Regions from separate parts of the Homo sapiens genome. Here region 1 is linked to region 2. Evidence: chromatin loops called from intact Hi-C (ENCODE). Cell type or tissue: OCI-LY7. All regions are shown on one strand. Links, peaks and the distances in the headings refer to the core of each region. The heading gives the core; the rest is flanking DNA. Region 1 has its middle 100 kb from the start of ARSF. Region 2 has its middle 22 kb from the start of TRI-GAT1-1.

The links. A loop is a pair of places that touch in the nucleus more often than their neighbours do. Peaks named below come from ENCODE experiments on the same cell type or tissue, not always from the same donor. Only the 100,000 strongest peaks of a DNase experiment are listed, where the experiment ranks them.
Region 1: it touches region 2 in a loop (14-fold over the local background); 1 of 110 quality-filtered maps calls a loop at or near these places.

The regions. Positions count from the first base shown.
Region 1 is chrX:3,139,786-3,146,874 of GRCh38, reverse strand. No RefSeq gene overlaps it. Among named protein-coding and RNA genes, the nearest start is that of ARSF, 100 kb to the right of the region's middle. In OCI-LY7, for the core only: no CTCF peak of the experiment used is centred there; DNase peaks (open chromatin) are centred at 3,644 and 4,094; H3K4me3 peaks cover 1,400 bases; H3K27ac peaks cover 1,616 bases.
Region 2 is chrX:3,813,218-3,819,519 of GRCh38, reverse strand. It overlaps the pseudogene LOC389906. Among named protein-coding and RNA genes, the nearest start is that of TRI-GAT1-1, 22 kb to the left of the region's middle. RefSeq lists silencers at 3,012-3,151, 3,442-3,921, 4,282-4,361, 4,792-4,961 and an enhancer at 4,562-4,611. In OCI-LY7, for the core only: a CTCF peak has its summit at 2,885 (motif pointing left); DNase peaks (open chromatin) are centred at 3,049 and 3,799; H3K4me3 peaks cover 1,573 bases; H3K27ac peaks cover 1,489 bases.

The DNA of each region.
Region 1 (7,089 bases), core at 2,183-4,682, 670 kb after region 2:
CCCTCACAAGGTGGAAACCATTAGTGCTAAGGACAGAAACATAAGTCGTGGGAAAAGGGACCTGTGGCAATTTGTGCCAGAGAACAAAAGAGATTTCTTCTTAGAGCTTGTCCACAGGCTCTTAGAACTCTAGACATCCTTGCCAGGTGTGGTGGCTCATGCCTGTAATCCCAGCACTTCGGGAGGCTGAGGCAGGAGGATCACTTAAGGCCAGGAGTTCAAGAACAGCCTGGACAACATAGCAAGGTCTTATCTATACAAAAAAAATACAAAAATTAGCTGGGCGTAGTGGCATATACCTGTAGTCCCAGCTACTTGGGAGGTTGAGGTGGGAGGATTGCTTGAGCCCAGGAGGTTGAAGCTGCAGTGAGCTATGATTGTCCAGCCTGGGTGACAGAGTGAGACCCTGTCTTAAGAAGAAGAAGGATGAGGAAGAGGAGGAGGGAGAGGAGGAGGAGGAGGAGGAGGAGAAGAAGAAGAAGAAGAAGAAGAAGAAGAAGAAGAAGAAGAAGAAGAAGAAGAAGAAGAAGAAGAGGAAGAAAAAGAAGAAGAAGGAAGAGGGAGGAGGAGGAGGAGGAGAGAGGAAAAGGAGAGGGAGGAGAAGAGAAGAAGAAATGTGAACATTCTCATGCATGGTTACCAAAGGCAGAAGAATCCTTCTCTTTCTTTCTTTCTTTCTTTCTTTTTCTTTTGTGGAAAAACAAATGTAATTCAGGAGACAGCAGAGGGAAAAGGCACAGAAGTGAAGTGAAGCCGGCAATTTCTGCTTAGAGCTGTTTTCCACTGTCCCCTCTTCAGAGACTCAACACTCTCTGCTCCCTTTCTCCCCCATGAATGTTCATGACACCTGGGGCTGGGGTTGAGAGTCTTTGTTTTCCTTCCCTCCTGCTGGCCTCAGACTATCACAGATGCTGGGAAACTTTGATCTGCTGAATCCTGTTCCTCCTAGGAAGCCACTCTGGGGTCTGCATAAACACTCCTATGACCTCCAAAGCTCCCGTCCCACTGAGCTGTCCATGAGTCGTCCAGGGGGTCAGTGGGTCAGCTCCCTTGTGTGCATGGCATGGGGGAGGGGGAGCCAGAGGTCCCCTTCAACCTCCTTTAGCTCTTAGTGAGCTCTGTAGCTGCAACTAGAAACCAAGTCGATGCTAGGCAGATTAACAAAGGAAAACATACAGATTTTGTTCATTTTCCACGGACCATGGGGATCTTCCTAAGCGTGATGTTCAAAGAGGTGACCAAACCAAGATGCTTTTATGCTTTTTAAACAAAGAATGACAAATTTGAGAAGAAATGAAAAACAAAGGGGATCTGGCTAGGGGCAGTGAATTTCTGGGAAAGTCACAAGGAGATATATAGGAGGGGTTAAACTAGTGGGAAGTGCATTTGTTGAGGTCCACTGCAGGTTCCAAAGCCCAGTCTCTGGTGATGAGAGCTATTTTCTCACCCTGGTACGGGGAGGAGTCCCCTCCCAAAGGAATCTTTATGGCTTGCTGCCTACAGGAAGAAACAGGTCGGCTAGCACTTTCTGAAACTACAATTTCTCTAGTGTTTTCAACTCAAAATATGCAAGATACCAATCCAGCATATTTTGGGAAGGCACATCCTTCACTCCTTCAACAGCCCAAATAGGTAATCACATCCTAGGGTATATATGAGCCACCCTGGTGATGTCTAGAAATCTCAATTGCTAGAAGAAATGGGAACTCTTTGCAGACTTTAATGGAAAAGGAGAGGTGAGCGGGAGAGAGGAAGACAGAGAGAGACAGAGAGAGAATAAGAAAAATGAGAGACAGAGAGAAGAGAGAGGGAAAAGAAGAGAAAGAGAAAGAGAGAGGAAGACAAGAGAGGAAAAGAAAAGGAGGAGAAAGAGAAGAAGAAAGAAGGAGAAGAAAGGAGGAAGAGGAGGAGATGGGGAAGAAAAGGAGAAGGACAGAGGGGAAAGAAAGAGTAAGGAAGTCAGAAAGGAGAGAAAAAGTGGAGAGAGAGAGAAGAGAATATGAGAAACAAAGTTAGAGACAGAGAGAGAAGAGAGAGGATAGGAAGAAGAGAGGGAGAGAGAGAGAGAGAGAGAGAGACCAGGGAGAAAAGAGAAGCAGAGAGAGAGAAGAAAGAAAGTAAGGAGAGACAAGGGAGGAAGACAGGTAGAGAAAAGAGAGGGAAAAAGGAAGGGGGGAAGGAAAAGGGGGGAATGTGTATGAGAGAGAGAGAAAGAAAAGGAGAGAGAGAGAGAGCACGCACAAATACCTGGGGTAGCTATACTTAAAAAGCCAACGGGCCCAGGATGAGAGAGAAAACAAATCCTTGTGTTCCATCAGGTACAGGTTTTTTCTCTCTTCCCAAAAACGTCATTATTTTTCTCACCCCTGACTCACAGGAATGTCAATGAAAAGAGTCAAAGTCTGTAAAATATTTGAAGAGATTTATTTTGAACAAATATTGTTACAGGAAAGGGGTCCAGGAAACAGACCCCAAGAGAGGGTTCTTGGATCTGGCGCAAGAAAGAATTCGGGGCGAGTCTATAGAGTAAAGTGAAAGCAAGTTTATTACGAAAGTAAAGGAACAAAAGAACGGCTACTCCATAGACAAGAATAGCCCTGAGGGCTGCTGGTTGCCCATTTTTATGGTTATTTCTTGATGATATGCTAAACAAGGGGTGGATTATTCCTGTCTCCTCTTTTTCCACTGTATGGGGTAACTACCTGACGTTGCCATGGCATTTGTAAACTGTCATGGCGCTGGTAGGAGTGTAGCAGTGAGGACGATCAGACATCACTTTACTCGCCATCTTGAGTATCTCAGTCCCACTCTGACCCAAGGCACGGTAGAAATTAGAAACCCTCCTCCCCAAGGCGAGTCCTAGAAACAAGACCCCCTTTTCCCCAAAGCCAAGCATAAAACCTAAAAATATAACTCTAATTCCCTCCACCTGCCTTTCCAAGTAAAAACTGGCCATAAAGAAATGATCTGAGGGTCAGGAACAGTGGCTTATGCCTGTAATTCCTGCATTTTGGGAGGCCAAGGCTGGAGGATCCCTTGAGTCAGGAGTTCGAGACCAACATGGGCCACTACCTTTTTCTCTCCTGTAAGGGACAAACTTTCTGTTCCTCCCCTGTGCAGGACACACTTCCTGTGTCCCCCTGTGAAGGACACATTTTCTGTTCCTCCCCTGTGCAGAATACACTTTCTATTTCTCTTCTGTAAAAAACAAATTTCCTCTTTCTCCCCTGTATGGCATACACTTCCTGTTTCTTTTCTGTGCAGGACACACTTCTTGTGACTCCCATGTGCAGGAGAAACATCCTGTTTATCCTCTGTGCAAGACACACTTCCCGTTCCTGCCCTGTGCAGGACACACGTTCCGTGTCTCCCCTTGCAGGACACACTTCCTGTTCCTCCCCTGTGGAACATACACTTTCTGTTCCTTCCCTCTGCAGGACAGACTTCTTGTTACTCTCCTAAGGCAGACACACTTTCTGTTCCTTCCCTCTGCAGGACAGACTTCTTGTTACTCTCCTGAGACAGACACACTTCCTGTACCTCCCCTGTGCAAGACACACTTCCTGTGTCTTTCCTGTGAAGGACTCACTTCCTGTTACTCTCCTGAGACACACTTCTTGGTCCCACTCTGTGCAGGACACACTTCCTGTATCTCCCCTGTGAAGGATACACTTCCTGTTCCTCCTCTGTGCAGGACACACTTCCTGTGTCTCCCGTGTGAAGGACACACTTCCTTATCTCCCCTGTGCAGGACACACTTCCTGTTACTCTCATGAGACTCACTCTTCCTGTTTCTCCCCTGTGTAGGATGCACTTTTTGTGTCTCTCCTGTGCATGACAAATTTCCTGTTCTTTCCCTGTGCAGGACACACCTCCTGCACTTCGTTTTTGCAGGACACACTTCTTACTCCTATCAGTGAAGCACACACTTTCTGTTCCTCTCCTGTACAGGACACACCTTCTGTTCATCCTTTGTTCAGGACACACTTCCTATACCTCCCCTTTTCAGGAAACACTTCCTGTGTCTCCCCTGCACTGGACACATTTCCTGTGTCGCCCTTGTGCAGGACACACTTCCTATTTCTCCCCTGTGCAGCACACACTTTCTGTTCCTCTCTTGTGCAGGATACACTTCTTGTTTCTCCCTGTACAGAACACACTTCCTGTTCCTCCTCTTTGTGAGACACGCTTCCTGTGTCTCTTCTTCGCAGGACACACTTACTGTTCCTACCCTGTGCAGCACACAATTTCTATTCTTGTCCTGTGCAGGACACACTTCCTGTTACTCTCCTGAGAAAGACACACTTCCTTTTTCACCCTTGTCTTTCTTTTTCTTTCTTTTTTTTCTCTGTCTGTCCTCTTTCCTTCTATTTTTTTCCTTTCTTTCTTTTTCTTTTCTTTCTTTCTTTTTCTTTCTCTCCTTTCTTTGTCTTTTTCCCTCCTTCCTCTTCCTCCCCCACCTCCTCCTCCTTCTTCTTCCTCCTCCTCCTCCTTCTTCTTCTTCTCCTTTCTTCTTCTTTCTTCTCTTTCTTTCTTTTTTGTCTCTCCTTTCTTTGTTATTTTTTGCTTGTTTCTTTCTTTCCTGTCTTTGTTTCTTTCCTTTCTTTTCTTTTCTTTTTTTTTTTTTTGTAGAGACAGGGTCTCACTATATTGCCCTGGCTGATCTTGAACTCCTGGGCTCACGTAATCCTCCTGCCTTGGCTTCCCAAAGTGCTGGGACTATAGGTGTGAGCCACCGTGCCTGTCCCATCTTTGTTATCGATCTTTGTAGCCACAGATAATTATTTCAAAACAATTAAGTAATACTTCTCTTACAAAAAATCTTTGTCTTCCTTCCCCCACCAAATATGCACATAGTTTCCTATGGCATGCGAATTTCCACTGCAATGCTACATTCCCAAATAAATATCTTTTCTTTTACAGAGGCTTTCTCTGTTACTTAGGGTGACACCAGTTTATTTCAGCACACTTAAATATTAAAACTTTAGGCATTTTTTTCAATTGATGGCCTGATTCAAATCAGCATAACCTGTTTGTCAAGAAATCCTGGTTAACAATTCTAAAAATCGATAAAGGTGGTGTTCAAAGTTATTAATAAACTTAAGAAAACATCCAAGAATGATAGACTTTTGTACACTTTGGAAAAAGAAAACTCTGCAGAAAAAATAAGTTTTAAGACATTTTGTTCCCTATTTGACATGTATGTCTCAATATTGATTCATTTGCATAACAAAGTTTAATTCTTAACTAATAACAGTGGAGGGAATTATCGTGGGATTTATCAACATACTTACACTAGTTATAAAAATTGTGTCGGGATTTTTTTCTGTCTTTACAGCATTTAGATGAGGAGAGGCTCAAAGAAACCGACAAAAATAAATGTCTCTCTTTTGGAAGTGATTTTAAAAAACTACACCCACCATGATGATATGATTCAATGCATTTGGAACCTACAATTCATACTGGATAATTAATCCACTTGCAATGAATATGAACAATGTCATATGTTTTTATAGGATGAGCTTAATGAGCTGGAAAAGAAATGACTTTGAGGCACAGTACAATTCAATCAATCTAATTAGAAAAGTTTTGGAACAAGTTAACTTTTATTTCTAGTCTATGGAGACTAGCAGGATGACTCGCACGGATTTTCTGGCTAAATTTTTGGCAGTGCAGGAGATCTGGGCAGCAGGGATGACGGAATTCAAGAGCACATTAGTTAACAGTCTTTACAAATGAAAACCCCAGTCTTTGTTGAGAATCCAAAATGGTAATCATGTGTGCATTTTAGCACTGTTGTTTTCTACCCTCACTCTCAGCAATGCCTGGAGGTTACCCTCATGTCTTTGGATAGTTTCTTATTGCCATTTTATTTTTCCCACCCACCCTTCATCTCCTATTGCCTATGGAAGCATTTGGTGACCATTAGACACCAGAAGTGGGCAATTGCAAAACAGGTGATGTCGTTGTTTTTTGTTGACCTTCACATCCACATTTCCATTATCATCACACAGCAACTTACCTTGATTGTCTGCATATTATGAGGACCACCCCCAAGCTAACAACTTTCTCTGCTTTATTTTAATCTGTCTTCACCACCTGTAAACTTTTTGGCATACTATGGCTATTTCAATTAAGTGGATGCTCCTTTTTGCTATCCTATACAAATATTTTTCTTCTGCATTTTTTCGTTTTGTTTTTTGTTTTGTTGAGAGTCTCCCTCTGTCAGCCAGGCTGGAGTGCAGTGGTGCAATCTTGGCTCACTGCAGCATCAACTTCCCAAGCTCAGAAGATCCTCCCACCTCAGCCTCACGACTATCCAGGACCACAGGTATGTGTCACCATGCCCAGCTAATTTTTTTGCATTTTTTGTAGAGACGGTGTTTCACCATGTTGCCCGGGCTGGTCTCAAACTCCTGGGCTCAAGCAATCTTCTCGCCTTGGCCTCCCAAAGTGCTGGGATTACAGGCAAGAGCCACCGTGCCAGGTCTGCATTTTTTCATTCTAGTCCTTGCTTTTATTGAAGTGTCCACCCTACTCCTCTTGTGTTTGTGTGAATGTATGTGCGTGTGCATGTGTGTGTGTGTGTGTGTGTGTGTTGTACTTCCTGCATGAATGTCTTCTGTCTGAACTCCTCCTCCCTTCCTGTCTTTGGCACCTCATTCTCCCCCAAGAAATTAGAATTTCTCCATAGCAGTTAAATTTTCCCCATAGAAACTAGAATTTCTTTTTTTTCAAGGTGGATCATAGAATCCAGAACCTCTTTTCTTCATGACCAGCTGTAAGAACTAAAAATATTACTGTGTGTGCCTTTCTCGGTAAAAACTGGCTCATCTCTGTGTTTCTTTTAAACCCAAATGAACTGAGTAGAAGTTGACTCAAGTACATAGTTACTGTAATATTAATTTGGTAAAATTATGCCTAAGCATTTTCATAGAAACACAATTGATTACAGCAGCAATTATCCACCTTTCACTCTCTTTAATTACGGCTAGATGTGGCATTTCCATCTTTGTGTATTTGCATGCAAGGAGGTTATATGGATTCCAAATATAAGTGCAGGCTACGAAGAGGTGTCACCAGTCATTG
Region 2 (6,302 bases), core at 1,359-3,858:
TCGTTTTTTTGGTAGAGACGGGGTTTCACCATGTTGGCCAGGCTGGTCTCAAACTCCTGACCTCAAGTGATCTGCCTGCCTCAGCCTCCTAAAGTGCTGGGATTACAGGCATGAGCCACCGCGCCCGGCCTCCCTCAAGGGTCTGAATCCAGCCAGTGTCCTACGTCATACCTGCTTCAGCCTATGCAATGGAGAGAGCCTGAGATTTTATTTCAATAAGAAAATCTACTGAGTTGCATTACATCAAACTAAAAGGGAGAAACACAAATATAAAAAATAAAAATCCAGAAATTCCAACACTAGGCAACCCTCCAAAATGTGGCAAAGCTCTGTGTATATTAAAAATGTATTGAGTCCGGGCACGGTGGCTCACGCCTATAATCTCTGCACTTTGGGAGGTTGAGGCAGGTGATCACTTGAGGTTAGGAGTTCAAGACCAGCCTGGACAACATGGTGAAACCCCATCTCTATTAAAAAGAAAAAAAAAATTAGCCGGGCATGGCGGCAGGAGACTATAATCCCAGCTATTTGGGAGATTGAACCCAGAAAGCGGAGGTTGCAGTGAGCCAAGATCACTTCACTGCACTCCAGCCTGGGCGACAGAGTGAGACTCTGTCTCAAAAAAAAGAAAAAAAAAAAGCATTGAAACATGCGACATCCACCTTTTTGTAATAGTTCCCATAGCCTACACAAATGCATATGAAATGCTTAATATTTTGCTTGCACTATTCTTTTCTGCTGGAAGGGTGGTTCTGACTAAAAAATTTTACTTTCCCATTCTTTGCTTTTTCATTAATGCTATTTTCTTTGCTCCAGGGTTATAGAGTGGAAAGTCCCACAATCTTTTTCTTCTCTATTTTCAGGTAGATGCATTTTATTACTATATTCTATCTATCCATTTATTCCATCTATCTATTCCATTTATCATCTACCTACCTATTATTATCTATCATCTATGTATTCCATCTACCTGTCATTGATCTATCTATCATCTACCAATCTACATTTTTGTCTTGTAGAAAAACGTTGACCTCTTGGCGAGAATGCAAAGAAGGGAACGCTTGCTTATACGCTGTTGGTGAGAATGTAAAATTGTACAATCTCTATAGAAAACAGTATGTAGATTTCTCAGAGAACTAAAAATAGATCTACCCTTTGACCCAGCAACTCCAGTAATGGTTATCTACCCAAAGGAAAGAAATTATCAGAATAGACACCTACACTTATATTTTTATTACAGCACAATTCACAATAGCAAAATCATGGAATGAACCTGAATGTTCATTGGATGAAGAAAATGTGGTATACACACACCAAGGAATACTATGCATCTATAAAAAAGAATGAAACTATATCTTTTGCAGCAACATAAATGGAGCTGCGGGTCAATATCCTAAGTGAAATAACTCAAACAGAAAATCAAATACCACATGTCCTCGCTTATAAGTGGGAGTTAAAAAAAATGGGTACACATGGACCTATAGAATGACATTAACAGACACAGGACACCTTAAAAAGGGGGAAGGTGGGAGGGGATGAGGGTGGAAAAATTACCTATCTGGTATTATGTTCACTGTTTGGGGGTTAGAAGGCCAATCCCCACCGCTAGGCAATATATCCACGTAACAAACCTGCACCCTTATGCCCTGAATCTATTTGTTTTTCAACATTGACTTCCATGGTCACTATTTGTGAAATCACTCCTCATGAACCAGGACTTGCATGTTTTTTTGTTTCTCAGGTGAACTGTCACCCCTACAACTCAGCTTGCAACCAGCCCTGGCCACCAGTTTCCCCACACTGAGCTGAATATCGGACATGCCCATCTCAGACATTCCAGCCCATTCTGAAATTCCACATCGATTCACCTGACAAAGTCTGAAGTTCCAGGGCAATTTATCTGGAAAAGCTTACCTGGAATCACGTGTCATTTCAACCAACAACTGTTGAAGAGGACGTGGCATTAAAACCAAGGGTATCAATTATTTATAAGGGCTGTGTGCTGGTTGGTCCAAGCATCTCTCCTTCACGCCATCACTCCTTTCAAGAGCTGCCTCTGTTTTCTAATTTAGCACAGGAATTTAGATGCCCCTAAATAAGTAGGCATCCAGTATCTGCCCACACCAGTTTTAGTGAGAGTACATATGGAGACACTACCACCACCCCTGCTCTCCTACTGCATACCCCACCATGCCAAAGCATGGTGGCTCACACCTGTAATCCCAGTGCTTTGGGAGGCCAAAGAGGAGGAACACTTGAGATCAGAGGTCTGAGACGAGCCTGGGCAACATAGTGAAACCTCATTTCTACAAATAAGTTAAAATATATATATGTAGGGCATAGTGGCACACACCTGTGGTTTCAGCTTTTCAGCAAGCTGAGGCCGGAAGATCACTTGAGCCCAGGAGTTTGAGGATGCAGTGAGCTAGGATTATGCCACTGCACTGTAGCCTGGGCAGCGGAGAGACCCCATCTCTAAAAAGAGGAGAAGGAGGGAAAATACTTCTCCTTCTCAGACCCAAAGTAAAAAGGTTTCTGGTCTCACACTGACCAGAAAAACATTGATATTTACTTAAGCAATATTAAAAGGGTCACTGCTTTAGAACAGGATTAAAGAGAAAGTAAAATCAACATTGAGATAGGAGGACAGAGGCCATCAACTGAGTTCTGATCCCAATGAAGACGAGAAAAGGCTACAACTATCTAGGTTAAATATCTACTTGTCCTAGAAAAAGCCTTTTGGCAGCAACATAAAATTCATACCTCTTAGTTTTTAAATTCCTATGGATGCTGAAGCAAATAACCACAATTTGGGTGGCTGAAAGTAACAGAAGTTTATTCTTTCCAGTATTGGAAACCAGGAATCTGAGATCAAGTTGTGGGCAGGGCTGGACTCCCCCTGGAGGCTCTAGGGGGTGTTCCTTCCTGCCTCTTCCAGTTCTTGGTGGCTCCAGGTGACGCTGTCATAGGACAAAGGGCCCCGGGTGCCGACCTCCTCAGCCGCAGCGGGGCAGGGCCCTCCACAGGAGGTCGGCACCCGGGGCCCTTTGTCCTATGACAGCGTCACCTGGAGCCACCAAGAACTCCGCGCAGGGCTACCCCTGCGTCCTGGGTCTCCCCGGGGGGCGCTCGAGGAGGTGGAGCTTCCCCCGCAGCCCCGGGGAGTCTCCCCGACCGGCCAGGTGCCTTCCCTGGAAGGCTGACGGCTCCTCTAGGAGGCCGCCCTCCACCACTAGCACACACCACCCCCAGGACTGGGCCGCCCAATGTCACAAAACCTCCTGTGGGTCACCTCGCCTGGGGGACCTCGTGCGCCCTCCCAGGCAGCGACCGCAGGGACACGGGCCTCCATTTGCCCAGCGGCAGGGTTCTAGGCGTGGAATGTACACATTGCTCCCAGTTCGCCCGCCCCCTCCGGCTCGGAGCCCGAGAGCCGCCTGCTCTCATTTCAAATCGGATAATAGGGACGCTGAGAATAACTACGACCAGCACCGCGAAGGCGCCCCTCTCGTGGGTCAGAGGTCGGCGCCCCCGCTCCGCAAGCCCCCATCACCTGCCCGGGGACCCCCGGTGGCCTCAGGCCTCCAGGCCCACCCCGGAGCCCCCTATTGGCCCCTAGGCCCGCCCCGAGGCCTGCGGCGCAGCTTTGCCGACGGGGAGCGCCTGCAGGCCACAAGGCTGCACGAATGCCCCCGCCCGCCGCCCCGACCACCGTCCTGAGGCCAGCGGGGCCTCTCATCCGGCTGCAAGGGCTGTGCGGCTCCGCGGCTGCGTTTCCCGGCCCCAGCGGGAAGGCGACGGCGGAGCGGACTCCGAGCCCAGCCGAGCTGTGAGGGCCGACGGGAGGCGAGCCCGCCCCTCGGGTGCGCCCATGGTTTAGGCGAGAGCCGCGGCACCCGCTGCGGGCGCTACTGAGGGGCGTCTGGCTGCGGGTTCGGCGGCGGCGCCTCTCCGGCAAGAGCCCTTGGTCCATTGTGCGCTTCTCTCTTTTTTTTTGGAGACGGAGTCTTGCTCTGTCGCCCAGGCTGGAGTGCAGTGGCGCGATCTCGGCTCACTGCAAGCTCTGCCTCCCGGGTTCATGCCATTCTCCTGCCTCAACCTCCCGAGTAGCTGGGACCATAGGCGCCCGCCACCATGCCCGGCTAATTTTTTGTAGTTTTAGTAGAGACGGGGTTTCACCGTGTTAGCCAGGATGGTCTCGATCTCCTGACCTTGTGATCCGCCCGCCTGAGCCTCCCAAAGTGCTGGGATTACAGGCGTGAGCCACCGCGCCCTGCCTATTGTGCGCTTCTCAGGGAGGCTTCTGCCTCCAGGACCCAGCGGCTGCTGCGGCGGACGTCAGCCGCGTAACCCGTTCCCGCGCAGTGGCCCGCCGTTTCCGCCACCGCCATTGACCCGCCCCGGCCTGGTGCTGTGCATGTCATGGTGTCGGAAGGAAGTACGCCAATGGGGTAAAGGGGTCAGACGGCATTGACAGCCTCTGCGATGGCCCTGAGGCGGGACTAGGAGGACGTTCCCGGTAGCGATTGGACAGGATCTTTCGTAAGGGCGCCTGCGACACTGGAAGTAACGAGCAACTGGATTGGCTGCCTCCATCGCAAAGTGGGTGGGTCTTGCATCCTCGGGCCTAACGATTGGTCTTTCCAAGTGCGGGAAGCGGCAAGCATATGGTCTGGAAACATTTGGTATCGAGACGCTGCCAGCCATAACGTCCGTCTCCCGGGCCGGAGAGGCCCGTGACCGCCGCATACCCATGGTCTCTTGCTTCTCCTCGGGCATCTCTGGCCACGTCCGCACCAGCCCCCGAAAGGCCCGGCTCTTGGCCGCGCTGTCCTGGTGCGGCGGTGAGGGGAGGGGACCGGGGCCTCGGGGCGGGTGGCGGCCGTAGCGCGAGAGCCCTGTGCCTTGCGCTCAGAGGCTGAGCTGCGTGAGGGAGGCCAAGCCCCCGCGAGCGGCAGCCCCTGCCTTGCTAGTTCCCCAACACGCGAAAAAGGTAGATGAGAACTGGTGCGGGGATAGGTTTGGGTGGGGTTTACTTGGCACCACCCAATTTCTAAATCGGTCATATTTTCTGAGTAGTTCTACCAACAAAGGTCAAGCTGGAGCCAAGTGCTGTAATCCCAGCACTTTGGGAGGCCCAGGCGAGAGGATACATTGAGGCCAAGAGTTCGAGACCAGCCTGGGCAACATAGCAAGACTGTCTCTACAAAGTTTTTGATTTTTTTTTTCTTTTTTTTTTTTTTTGAGACGGAGTCTCCCTCTATCACCCAGGCTGGAGTGCAGTGGCACAATCTCGGCTCACTGCAACCTCTGCCTCCCGGGTTCAAGCGATTCTCCTGCCTCAGCCTCCCGAGTACCTGGGACTACAGGCGCCCTCTACCACGCCTGGTTAATTTTTGTATATATAGCAGAGACGGGGTTTCACCATGTTGGCCAGGCTGGTCTTTAACTCCTGACCTCAGTGATCTGCCTGCCTCGGCCTCCCAAAGTTCTGGGATTACAGGCATGAGCCACCGCACCCAGCCGCAAAAAGTTTTAAAATTACCTGGGCATGGTGGTGCGTGCTGGTAGACCCGACTACTTGGGAGACTGAGACGGGAGGATTGCTTGAGGCCAGGAATTTGAGACCAGCCTGGGCAACATAAGGAGACTCTGTATCTAGAAAACATATATATATTAGCTAGGTGTAGTGGTGTACGCCTGTGGTCCCAGCCACTCAGGAGGCTGAGGTAGGAGGATCGCTTGAGCCCAGGAGGTCCAGGATGCAGTGAGCTATGATCGCACCACTGCACTCTTTGCTGGGCCAGAGCGAGACCCTGTCTTCAAGAAAATAAAAGGATACAGCCACACACAGAGGGATGACCATGTGAGGACACAGGGAGGATCGCTTCAGCCTGGGAAGTGGAGGCTGCAGTGAGCTATGATCACGCCACTGCACTTCCCAGGCTCAAGCGATCCTCCCGCCTCAGCCCCCCGAGTAGGTGGGGCCACAGGTTTGTGCCACCATTCCGGGCTAATTATTTGTAGAAATGAAGACTTCCTATGGTGCTCAGGCTGGTCTTAAACTCCTGAGCTCCCGTGATCCTCCTGCCTTGGCCTCCCAAAGTGCTGGTACTATAGGCATGAGCAACTATGCCTGGACCAATTCTTAACTGGTGACTTGACTTGTTTATTAGTTAATCTGTCTCACTCAGCTTCCTTCAAATGCTGAGCCTCCGTCCTCTTGCTAAGCTCTTTTAAGAACGTTGTGTACCATGTCAACCTGTTCTAAATATTTGAGGAGAGAAAGTTCTAGAATTCAC